Linked DNA regions of Homo sapiens: region 1 is linked to region 2. Evidence: chromatin contacts called from ENCODE Hi-C or POLR2A ChIA-PET data. All regions are on one chromosome and are shown on one strand. Each heading gives the region's core, a stretch centred on a gene start or an enhancer-like site at or near the end of the contact. The rest is flanking DNA. Distances are from core to core; before and after follow the strand shown.

Region 1 (5,779 bases), core at 2,289-4,788, 44 kb before region 2:
GTTGTTAAATAGATACAGCAGAGATTTGCACTGAGGCTTTTTTGATTCTAGAGGCTAAGTTTGTTTTGTTTTGAGACAACGTTTCACTCTTGTCGCCCAGCTGGAGTGCAGTGTCGCAATCTTGGCTTACTGCAACCTCCGTCTCCTGGGTTCAAGAGATTCTCCTACCTCAGCCTCCCAAGTAGCTGGGACTACAGGCACGCACCACCACACCTGGCTAATTTTTGTATTTTTAGTAGAAACGGGGTTTCACCACGTTAGCCAGGCTGGTCTCAAACTCCTGATCTCCGGTGATCCACCCTCCTCGGCTTCCCAAAGCGCTGGGATTACAGGCCTGAGCCACCAGGCCCAGCCTAGAGGCTAAGTTTTACCATGTACTTCCTGTACTATGCTTGTTTATATTTTTAATTTTCTACTGGATTCTAAACTCTGCCAGACTTCCCTACATTCCCCCACATGGTGCCTTGAACATCATATGTCCTCACTGAATACTCCTAGGTTGACATTTAAATGGAAGATGGGATATTAATTACTCAAAACTCGCCAGTTTTTGTTCTCCTTTGCCCAAGAAATGAATGATACCCTTGTACATGGTGTGTATGTGTTTAGAGCTCTGACCCACCCAACATGCTGGCAAAGGTCACCTGTCAAATGTTTACAATTGACCTTCATACCCTAAGTCTTTTAATACAAGGAGAGAGGAACTAGCTTTTTTTTTTTTTTTTTAAAGCAACATGAGAAGGTAACATAAGCCTCCATCTACCAAGGATATGGGGACAATAGCCTTTCTTCTGACCTCATTCCTGCCTGTTGTACAAGCCAGGGCTGTCCTAAGGAATGATCATTTGCCAATCTGTTCTGACCAGTGGGCAGGGCCAGCTCAGAGACAATCTGGGGCCAGAACTAGTGGGTGGATATGGGTGGAGGTGGGAAATATGCCACACTAGTGTAACTGAGATTAACTGAGGTCTTGATTCTGATCCTAGAGTAAATAAGCTAGTGCAGGCAAGCCCTTCATGTGACCTTCAGCTCCATGGATTTATAAGCAAAGGCCTTTCTGTAACCCACAGAGGGCAAAGCCAGCAAACCACTGCTTAGCCTTTACCACTGAAAAGGCAGAAAGTCTTGCAAAGTCTATTTGAAAAGACGTTGTCTTTATACTCCATCACTCTTTCTGGATTATAATAACCTTCAGTTCTCACCGAATATTCTGTACTCTTTTTTCCCCCCAGGCAGCATAACTACAAGCACCAAGCCATTCCTGATGGGACCATTTAGAGAAAGAGAATCTTTTTTTTTTTTTTTTTTTGGAGACAGAGTCTTGCTCTGTCACCCAAATTGGAGTGCAATGGTGAAATCTTGGCTCACTGCAACCTCCACCTCCGGAGTTCAAGCGAGTCTCCTGCCTCAGCCTCCTGAGTAGCTGGGACTACAGGCGTGTGCCACCACCCCTGGCTAATTTTTGTATTCTTAGTAGAGATGGGGTTTTGCCACGTTGGTCAGGCTGGTCTCGAACTCCTGACCTCAGGTGATTCACCCACCTCGGCCTCCCAAAGTGCTGGGATTACAGGCATGAGCCACTGCGTCTGGCAGAGAAAGAGAATCTTATGGACTGACAAGGAACAATTCTATTTTCTAGACATGAGAAACTACATCACAAGACAGTAAAGCAGAAAATACTTTAAAAAGCTCCTAAGTTGCCAGGTGCGGTGGCTCACACCTGTAATCCCAGCACTTTGGGAGGCCGAGGTGGGTGGATCACCTGACGTCAGGAGTTCGAGACCAGCCTCACCAACGTGGTGAAACCCTATCTCTACTAAAAATACAAAAATTAGCCAGGCATGGTGGCGCATGCCTGTAATCCCAGCTACTTGGGAGGCTGAGGCAGGAGAATTGCTTGAACCTGGGAAGCGGAGGTTACAGTGAGCCAAGGCAGCGCCATTGCACTCCAGCCTGGGCAACCAGAGTGAAACTCCATCTCAAAAAAAAAAAAAAAGCTCCTAAGTTTTTGATGAACAACTGATATGATACCTGAAGAGTTCTTTGCCTGGGACCCATTACAGAGCAAGTTCTTTAAAATGCCGTATTGTTACCCATTATTATACATTTTTGGGGGGGGCGGATTTAATATCTTTTTAACTGTGGCAAAACACCATTATTAAATTTTGCCCAAGGTGCGATACATATATACACTTGGATGTGTGCATGCATACACACACGTACACAAACACATGTGAGACACCACAGAAGAAGTGAAAGAGGGACATGGAGGTTAGAAATCCAGAGAAAAAGATGGATCCAGAGATACCCAAGAAAGAGATCAAAAAGATAGTGAGGACACAGTGGCTGGTTATACTTCTTGCTTATCTCTATGGTAAACCTGTGAGTGTTCAGGCTGTCTCTCTTCCGTGTTTTCTGCCCTCATATTACCATAGATCTCCTGCTAGGATCATGGCGCCTCTTCAGTGCTTTGCACATCTTGACCATTCAGAGTCAGCTGAATTATTTCAGAAAAGAATTAAATAAAATATATTTGTCGTGCAAATATTACTGGAAAAGTCATCAAACCCTGAGCCAAGTGACCAATTAAGCAAAATTCTACTAAGTGATTTGCTTTCCACCAAAATAAAGCCAAGTTAAGTTGACTAAGAGGCTGAGCAGACATTTTAATAACCTAATTCAACAAGCAGCTGCCTAATTCAACAAGCAGCAGAAGGGAGATGACAGGTCATTCTGGTAGGGCTGGATTCTTAGGATCAGTCATACATCAACCTTTGAAGCCTGGGATCAGCAAGGGGTGGAATAACAATAAATACAATCAGATGCTTGGAGCCTTGGGGCAGCCACGGAACCTGTTTCATAAATATCTTGTTCCAGGAGGATGCTATTATTTAATGGGCTTGGCACCTCATTATACTGTAAGCTCTTTTAGGGTAGGGCTCCCAGCTTCCTCTCCAGTTGCCTATAAAGGTTGTGCTGGCCAGGTGCGGTGGCTCATGTCTGTAATTCCAGCACTTTGGGAGGCCGAGGCAGGCAGATCACGAGGTCAGGGGTTTGAGACCAGCCTGACCAACATGGCGAAACCCTGTCTCCACTAAAAATACAAAATTAGCCAGGCATGGTGGCACACACCTGTAATCCCAGCTACTCAGGAGGCTGAGGCAGGAGAATCGCTTGAACCTGGGAGGCGGAGGTTGCAGTGAGCCAAGATTGAGCCACTGCACTCCAGCCTGGATGACAGAGCGAGACTCTGTCTCAAAAAATAAGAAAGAAAAGAAAGAAAGAGACAGAGAGAGAGAAAGAAAGAAAGAAAGAAAGAAAGAAAGAAAGAAAGAAAGAAAGAAAGAAAGAAAGAAAGAAAGAAAGAAAAGAAAGAGAAAGGTAGGTTGTGCTGAGGATGTGACAAGCAGCCAGTTCTCTGGGTCACTCAAGGATGACTAAGAGGAACTGTCACCCTATATGTTTACAAATACCAAGGCCTGGTCATCTGACCCACCTCTGCTTGAGCACATTGCACAGAGTGAGTTCCTAGAGGTACATTCCCATTCCTGTGGCCAGGATGAAGCTCTCCCAATTCTTGAGTGCAGCTGGTTTCTGAGACACAGGGGTTCTGCATGGGCTGTTGGGTGATGTGTTCTACAGCCTCTTTCTCAGGGGGAAAGGAGGAATGAAGAAGAAAACCTGACCCTGTCTCAGCTCGGGAGAATCTTGTGTGTGTTTCTAGGGAGAGGAGACTGTGCGAATAGGAGGGAAAGACTGCTTCAATAAAACAAAAGAGGGGCTGTAAGTAGGAGTGTGGATGGATGCCTCCCCTACCACAGCAAGATTGAAGACTCCCTGGAGAAACTTAGTGTGGGTTGAAGTAGCAGCTGCTTTGAGAACACAAAATATTGGAAGCAGAAAGCAACCTCAGCAATAGAGGAAGTGGCAGTGGGTGAAGAGTCTTGCCAATCAACAAGAGTTTCCCTGGGACCCAGCTGAGGCCTGGAACCTTGGGGCTCAGAGGCCTGTGGCCCTGGCTGGAAGACTTGTGCTGGTTAATTTCCATCTTCCCCTCAGATCTATCTCTGCCATCTGTCCCTTTAGAGGCGGACATCTATAGATGGCATCCTGACTTCCTGGTTCTCTGGCTTCTTTTGGGTTGGGTCAATGGCAGAGAGAACAAGCGAGTGGAAAGAGAAAGAAGTAGGTAGGGTATTTATGTCTATTCTTACCTGTGCCCCCCACCTGCCAAAGTTTTAGCAGTTGCTACATCCCTCTAAGGCCAGGGATCAGTAGAGGTAACTCCTTCTTCCAGGGTTCTGTTTTCTTTTTTTAAAATTGTTTTAATTTTGAATTTTTATGGATACATAGTAGGTGTATATATTTATGGGGCACATGAGATATTTTGATACAAGCATATAATAATCACACCAGGATAAATGGGGCTCATCACCTCAAGCACTCATCATTTCTTTGTGCCATGGACATTCCCATTGTACTCCCTGAGTTATTCTAAAACATAAACGTTCTGGTACCTGATTTAACAACCGTTTCCTCGAATTTCTCCTTCAGACTTAAGCATAGGAAAGGCTTTCTGATGTTGCTAGTTTCTGGTGCGTCACTATCTTTGGTTGTTCTTTAATCCTGCCCACAGCTCTGTTAAATAGTCCCCTTATTTGACTCTTGTCAAACTCACTGGGTCTGCCAGTTGTTTAAATGCTGAATCCTGACTGAAAGAGAGATCATTTTCTTTTCTTTCTTTCTTTCTTTTTTTTTTTTTTTTTTTTTGAGTCAGAGTCTCGCTCTGTCGCCCAGGCTGGAGTGCAATGGCACGATCTTTGGCTCACTGTAATCTCTGTTTCCTGGGTTCAAGCAATTCTCCTGCCTCAGCCTCTCGAGTAGCTGGGATTATAGGTGCCCGCCACCACATCCAGCTAATTTTTGTATTTTTAGTAGAGATGGGGTTTCACCGTATTGACCAGGCTGGTCTCTTGGCCAGGGTGATCTCGAACTCCTGACCTCATGATCCCCCCGCCTCGGTTTCCCGAAGTGCTGGGATTACAGGCGTGAGCCACTGCGCCTTGTCAAGAGATCAGTTTCAAGGTTTCCACAGAGCAAGAGCTTTGGTGAGCTTCTGATTGTAAACTCAGGAACAAATAGAACCTTTAACTCTCCTCAGGAACCCATGCAGCAGTAGACAAAAGACGCAAAGAACTTGAGGAAATGAGCCTCAGCCCAGGAATGTTAATGAGAAAGAAACTCTGGAACAATGACCAAAAGTGTATAAATAGGGGATAAACTGCTGAATACATTCTAAAGAAATGTGTATTCAGGAACTGAGTAGTATAGACTGTAGAAGTTATTTATTTATTGATTTATTTGAGACTGAGTCTCGCTCTATCGCCCAGGCTAGAGTGCAGTGGCACAATCTTGGCTCACTGCAACCTCCACCTCCTGGGTTCACGCGATTCTGGTGCCTCAGTCTCCCAAGTGGCTGGGATTACAGGCACCCGCCATCACCACGTCCAGCTAATTTTTGTATTTTTAATAGAGACGGGATTTTACCATGTCGGCCAGGCTGATCTCGAACTCCTGACCTCAAGTGATCCGCCTGCCTCGGCCTCCCAAAGTGTTGGGATTACAGGCGTGAGCCATGGCACCTGGCCAGAATGTAGAAGTTATTTTAATAAGCTTTTCTAGAAGTTGTAAAATTTTAATGCTAGGTCTTTAAAAAGTTCTTTTTCTTCTCTTTTTTTAAGGTGGAAGATTTGGTTATTTTTAATTTTAATTTTTATTT
Region 2 (5,258 bases), core at 664-3,163:
GCAAACTGGAGGTTATATAAAAATCAAGGAGAAATTATTCTATTATATATACTACAAAGAGAATAATGACTACTAAAGCTTAAATTTATAATGCATTATGTAATACATAAATCTCAATTTATTCAGCAAATAGTGAGCACGTGGTCTGTACTAGACACTGGGAATATAATGGCCAAGGCCCCTACTTTCATGAAGCATGCTTTCTAGATGGCCATAGATAAAGGACAAGTGCAAAAACAGATTAGTAAAACAATAGCTGTGCTCAATTTTTCAAAAGAAGCCAACAGGGGGTCGAGATGGAGGTTGTTAGGAGAGGTGATGGAGCAGGCAGGCAGAGGTGACATTTAAGCTCAAAGGATATGAAGAGGCCAGCTGCTCTGAGTGTGGGAAGAGAAACATAACTGGCAAAGAGGTTCATAAATGAAAAGTCCCTGAGGTGGGAGAAAAAAGGTTGATGTAGCTGAGAAACTGGAAAAAGTCAAGTATGACTGGGTGTGGACAACATGACAAGAGGCCACAAGGCTCTTGAGAGGCCGGGTTGTATAGCCCTCATGGGCAATGGTGAAGAGTGTGAATTCTATTTGAGACCCAATAAGAAACCATTGAAGAATTTTAAGCAGAGAAACAGCATGATCTGATTCCAGTCTTCATGTAATTCTTGTGGTGTTTAGAGAAAGGACTGGAAGATACTGAAGACAATAATGACCTTTTTCTTCCCAAGCAATACTTGTTAGAAAAAGCAGAAGTTATAATCTGCTCATATTTTTAAAGCAGTCTTCTATGAACCTAATCCTTCATATTTTTGTATGGGTAAGAGTTGTTCTACATTCCCAGCTGGGACAGAGATATAGATATATAGACCATTGAGCTTTAACCTGCCCAACCATGACAGGAATGCATTTCACAAGACCTTTTTTTTTTTTTTTTTTTTCGGTCAAAATAAAAGATAACAGAGTCCTTTCAAATCACGTCATTGAAACGCATACCTTCAGGTCTCCCTTTCATCAGAGAAAGGTGTTGAAAGTTACATCCAGCCCTATGTAACCTCCTTAAGCCTCAGGTTGAGCCCTAGGGGCTCTTTGCTTGCTGGTTTTGTACAGGTAACAATAAACAAAACGACACCTAGGATAAATGATTGTCGTACAAGTGTTACTTTCATTATGATAGAGCTCTTAGCATCCCCAATATACATAAAAGTTAAGACATTCAGATTTCCTCCGGACCAGCTCAGAAATGAGTCCTCCACCCTCAGTCTTCCATTTCCACCATCCAGACAGGGGCAGGAAAACAGTAACATTCCTTCTAACACGGAGTTAGATGTGTACAGATGGTAGTGGACAACTGACACATTTTACAGCTCTAAAAGTCCAACTCTCTTTTCCCTGTGACAGTTTCTTTTCAGGTTCCAGTTCAATGCAAAGCATATTTCCATGGTTGAGTTATGAACTCCAAAAACGGGGGCTTGTAATGGAAATGCAGACAGACGCTTCGCCTTAGCTGTGCTTCTGGGCACCGCTAGAGTCATCAGTTTTAATGAGAGCTGTTAATATCACCTCCATCAGAATGGTTGCCCTGGGCTGACTTTCTGGGCTGTGCACAGGTGCTCTTGGCCAAGAATGTAATGTAGGTTATTACATTATCAATGAGGCACAGATGTGCTTTCTGACTGAACTCAAGGTGGTGTTCTGGCCAAGTGCATCACTCTTTCAGTGGGCCCAGGTCTGTTTGTATCAAAATGCTGTTCTAGCTCAGTGAACCTCAGAACTGCCTTCTGCTTCCCCAGGACACGAGTTCAGAAAACCTGCTTAAGAATGCAAGGATGGGCTCTCCACAGGCAGGCACAGGCTTTCTCAAGAACATGAAACTTGTCCTGCCACCTTCTGCTTCTTCGGGGAAGGCTTCAGTTACTGCATATTCATTCACTGACTCATCAGGTTTTTCTTGGGCACCTGTCCTGTGCCAGGTACCCTGGAGGAGTTAAGGGTGATCCTGCCAAGGAGTCTGCCTGCCGTCTCTCTGCAATGCTGTCTGCTGTTTCTGTCCTCTTCCAACTTCTTCAGAATCATCTCTCAAAACTTGCATCTCCATTGCCTCCCCCAGAGGTTCCAGTGCTAACATTATGGTGTTTTTTCTAGTGCTGAATGTTTGCCTGAATTTACAACCCCAGCAGCTCCGTTCCTCTAAGCTTGAAACCCCCATTAATTGGGCTTTTACTTTCTTTCTTTCTTTTCTTTTGAGACAGAGTCTTACTCTTGTCACCCAGGCTGGAGCGCACTTGGCTCACTGCAACCTCCCCCTCCCGGGTTCAAGCGATTCTCCTGTCTCAGCCTCTCAAGTAGTTGGGATTGCAGGTGCCTGCCACCATGCCTGGCTGATTTTTGTATTTTTACTAGAGATGGGGTTTCCCATGTTGGCCAGGCTGGTCTCAAACTCCTGACCTCAGGTGATCTGCCTGCCTCGGCCTCCCAAAGTGCTGGGATTACAGGTGTGAACCATCTTGCCCGGCCTTCATTGAACTTTTTCTTATTCAACTTGCTCCCTGGGATCTATCTGAGTCTGACTTGAAGCCAGATTTTTTGTAAAGCTAGTAGCTGCAGGTCCTGCAGTTAGCCTAGTGGCCTGGCTTGACACTGTCAAGCCAACAGGGAGCTTGGGTGCTGAGAACTGGCTTGGAAATGCCACATTGGATGCAACACCACACCTGTCTGTGTCCTCAATGAGAGGTCCCAGAAGTTTGTTAGGGAGCGCATGATGACTCAGGAGGAAAAATGGGTTCTCCTCTGCATGAGGGAGACATTTAGAATTGATCTTGACTTTGAGAGTGATATTGCCGTGCTGTTCAGGAAAACTGATATCTTATACAGGAACTAAATAGTGGGAAAGGAGACCACCGCACTCTACAGCACAGCCTCCCTACTGTCAGTTCAGTTTTAAGCACAGAGGTGAAAAGACATGAATAAGACACTGGGAAATGCGTGCAAGCCCGTGCGTGTGTGTGTGTGTGTGTATGTGTGCAGTTTGTGTGTGGGCCTGGAGAAGAGTGCAGTGTTTTCATGAGCATCTGAGTGCACGAAGCTGGGGGAAAACATGAAAAAGGCACGGTCAAGATGGAGTGTGATTCAATTCTTCCATCCTTTTGCTTGTTGCATGCCCCTCAACTGTTAACCAAAGATGACAGAAAGATCCCGAAGACAAATGGATGTCCTTTTCCATTTCCTTTCTGCCTACCCAAGCCCATCCCCCACCATGCCTAATTTCAGATCACTTCCTCCTTTCTCTTATTCCCATGCCTTTTCTACTCCTTGTTTGACTGATGGTTTGGCAGGGGCAGCATGAAGGGGCTGATGGCACTAACCCCGTTGTCTGTCCCCCATACCCTGCAGGGACGTGGCTGTTGTGGCAGAATGCAGGACTGTCATTCCTGCAGCCCACCTCAGAGCCCCAAAGATATGGGCTGGTGGCAGCAGTCCCCTGGTGGCGCTGGGACTGTTCTACATGGCTGGCCTCGTTATGAAGTGAATCTCTTGACAGGCAATTTGTGTCCGCCACCTGTATCTAGAAATCCTTTGCTAAGGCTGAGAGATGCTTCCAATCTCTCCTCCCAGGTGTAGCTTTCATGACGTGTTCCACTTCCACTTACCATATAAATTGCCCTGTTTGCATTTCCATTCAGTCCTTGAAATATTCTGATCACCTCTCCTTTCTCATAGGGAGAGAGGCACATGTTTTATAAGTAGGAGAAAGGCAAGGACATGGAGACCCAGCAGATGATAGAAAGTAAGAGTCAAAGCGACACAATTCCGACTCAGGAAGCTTGGGTGGTACAGCCACTCCCTCCAATGAGGAGAGGCTGTTTGGATACAATGCAGAGGTGTGAGGGTTGACTATTCTATCTAGGGATTTGCTATGGACTTTCTTTTGTCAAACACCAGGTGGAAATCTTCATGGTGATTAACTCAATAGTAGAAAATTTGGACAATATATTAGTATTTAAAAAGCCCTTATGCCGGGCGCAGTGGCTCACGCCTGTAATCCCAGCACTTTGGGAGGCTGAGGCTGGCAGATCACCTGAGGTCAGGAGTTCGAGACCAGCCTGGCCAACATAGTGAAACCCCGTCTCTACTAAAAATACAAAAATTAGCCGGGTGTGGTGGCACGCGCTGGTAGTCCCAGCTACTCGGGAGGCTGAGGCAGGAGAATCGCTCGAACCCAGGAGGCAGAAGAGGTTGCAGTGAGCCAAGATTGCACCACTGCACTCCAGCCTGGGCCACAGAGCAAGACCCTCTCTCAAAAAAAAAAAAAAAAAAAAAAAGCCCTTATAGGAGATTTACCAAACATTATGCAGATTCTAAACAAGACACATGAGAAACTGATTAATGTTATTATATTTATATATCACATGCATAAACTCTATCATAAGATTTTTTGGGGGGAGCAACTATAAGATTATTTACGTGATAATTTAAGCAATATTTTAAAATAATCTTTTTTTTTTTTTTTTTAAAGACAGGGTCTTGCTTTGTTGTCCAGGTTGGAGTGTAGTGGCATGATCATAGCTTATTGCAGTCTCAAACTTCCGGGCTTAAGTGATCCTCCTGCCTCGGCCTCCCAAGAGCTGGGACTACAGGCTGTTCTACCATACCTGGCTAACTTTTTGATTTTTTTGTAGAGACGCATTCTTGCTATATTGCCTAGGCTGATATCAAACTCCTGGGCTCAGATGATCCTCCCACCTTGGCCTCCAAAGCACTGAGATTACAGGCATGAGTCATGGCACCCAGCTTTAAAAATAATCTTGATTTAAAATAGAAACACTTTCCAACAAATATTTCATAATATAAAAATTAAGCTTCTTCAAATTTCATGAAAAGTGAGAAAAACATTATGAAAATGGTATCCTCTGACCTCTGTTCTTTTAGTATTTTCAAAAGATTATATATTTCAAATATATATGCATATTATATTCAAACTTGCATGAAAGAAAAATGTTGGTTTTTAAATATGCCATTTTGTTCTGAAATAAAAACTGGGTAAGAATCATTTAAAAAGCCAAACTTGGCCAGGTGCAGTGGTACATGCCTTATAGTCCTAGCTACTCAGGAGGCTGAGGCAGGAGAATCACTTAAGTCTACGAGTTCGAAGCTGCAGTGAGCTGTGTTTCCACCACTGCACTCTAGCCTGAGTGACAGAATGAGATCCTGTCTCTTAAAAAGTAAATAAATAAATAGATAAAAAGTCAAGCTTTACAGTGCTTCCAA

The links. A loop is a pair of places that touch in the nucleus more often than their neighbours do. ChIA-PET counts read pairs that join two places held with the same protein, here RNA polymerase II (POLR2A). Pooled maps may share reads with other maps.
Region 1: a map of PC-9 shows a loop between it and region 2 (8-fold over the local background). The contact joins two enhancer-like sites. A Hi-C loop is called at or near these places in 7 of 168 maps with a recorded cell type or tissue (Caco-2, PC-3, PC-9 and 4 more) and 2 of 50 pooled maps. POLR2A ChIA-PET finds 5 or more read pairs at or near these places in 5 of 52 experiments (AG04450, Caco-2, OCI-LY7 and 2 more).

Annotation. Positions count from the first base shown.
Region 1 is chr6:148,304,615-148,310,393 of GRCh38, reverse strand. It overlaps a transcript of SASH1 not described here. Among named protein-coding and RNA genes, the nearest start is that of SASH1, 35 kb to the left of the region's middle. RefSeq lists a silencer at 2,647-2,941 and an enhancer at 2,491-3,177. Within about 2 kb of position 3,538, at least 5 of the 41 ENCODE cell types and tissues checked have a DNase peak (open chromatin) inside an H3K27ac peak, as active enhancers do; they include PC-9, where a contact is called at or near this core.
Region 2 is chr6:148,259,851-148,265,108 of GRCh38, reverse strand. It overlaps a transcript of SASH1 not described here. Among named protein-coding and RNA genes, the nearest start is that of SASH1, 80 kb to the left of the region's middle. RefSeq lists an enhancer at 9-562. Within about 2 kb of position 1,913, at least 2 of the 41 ENCODE cell types and tissues checked have a DNase peak (open chromatin) inside an H3K27ac peak, as active enhancers do; they include PC-9, where a contact is called at or near this core.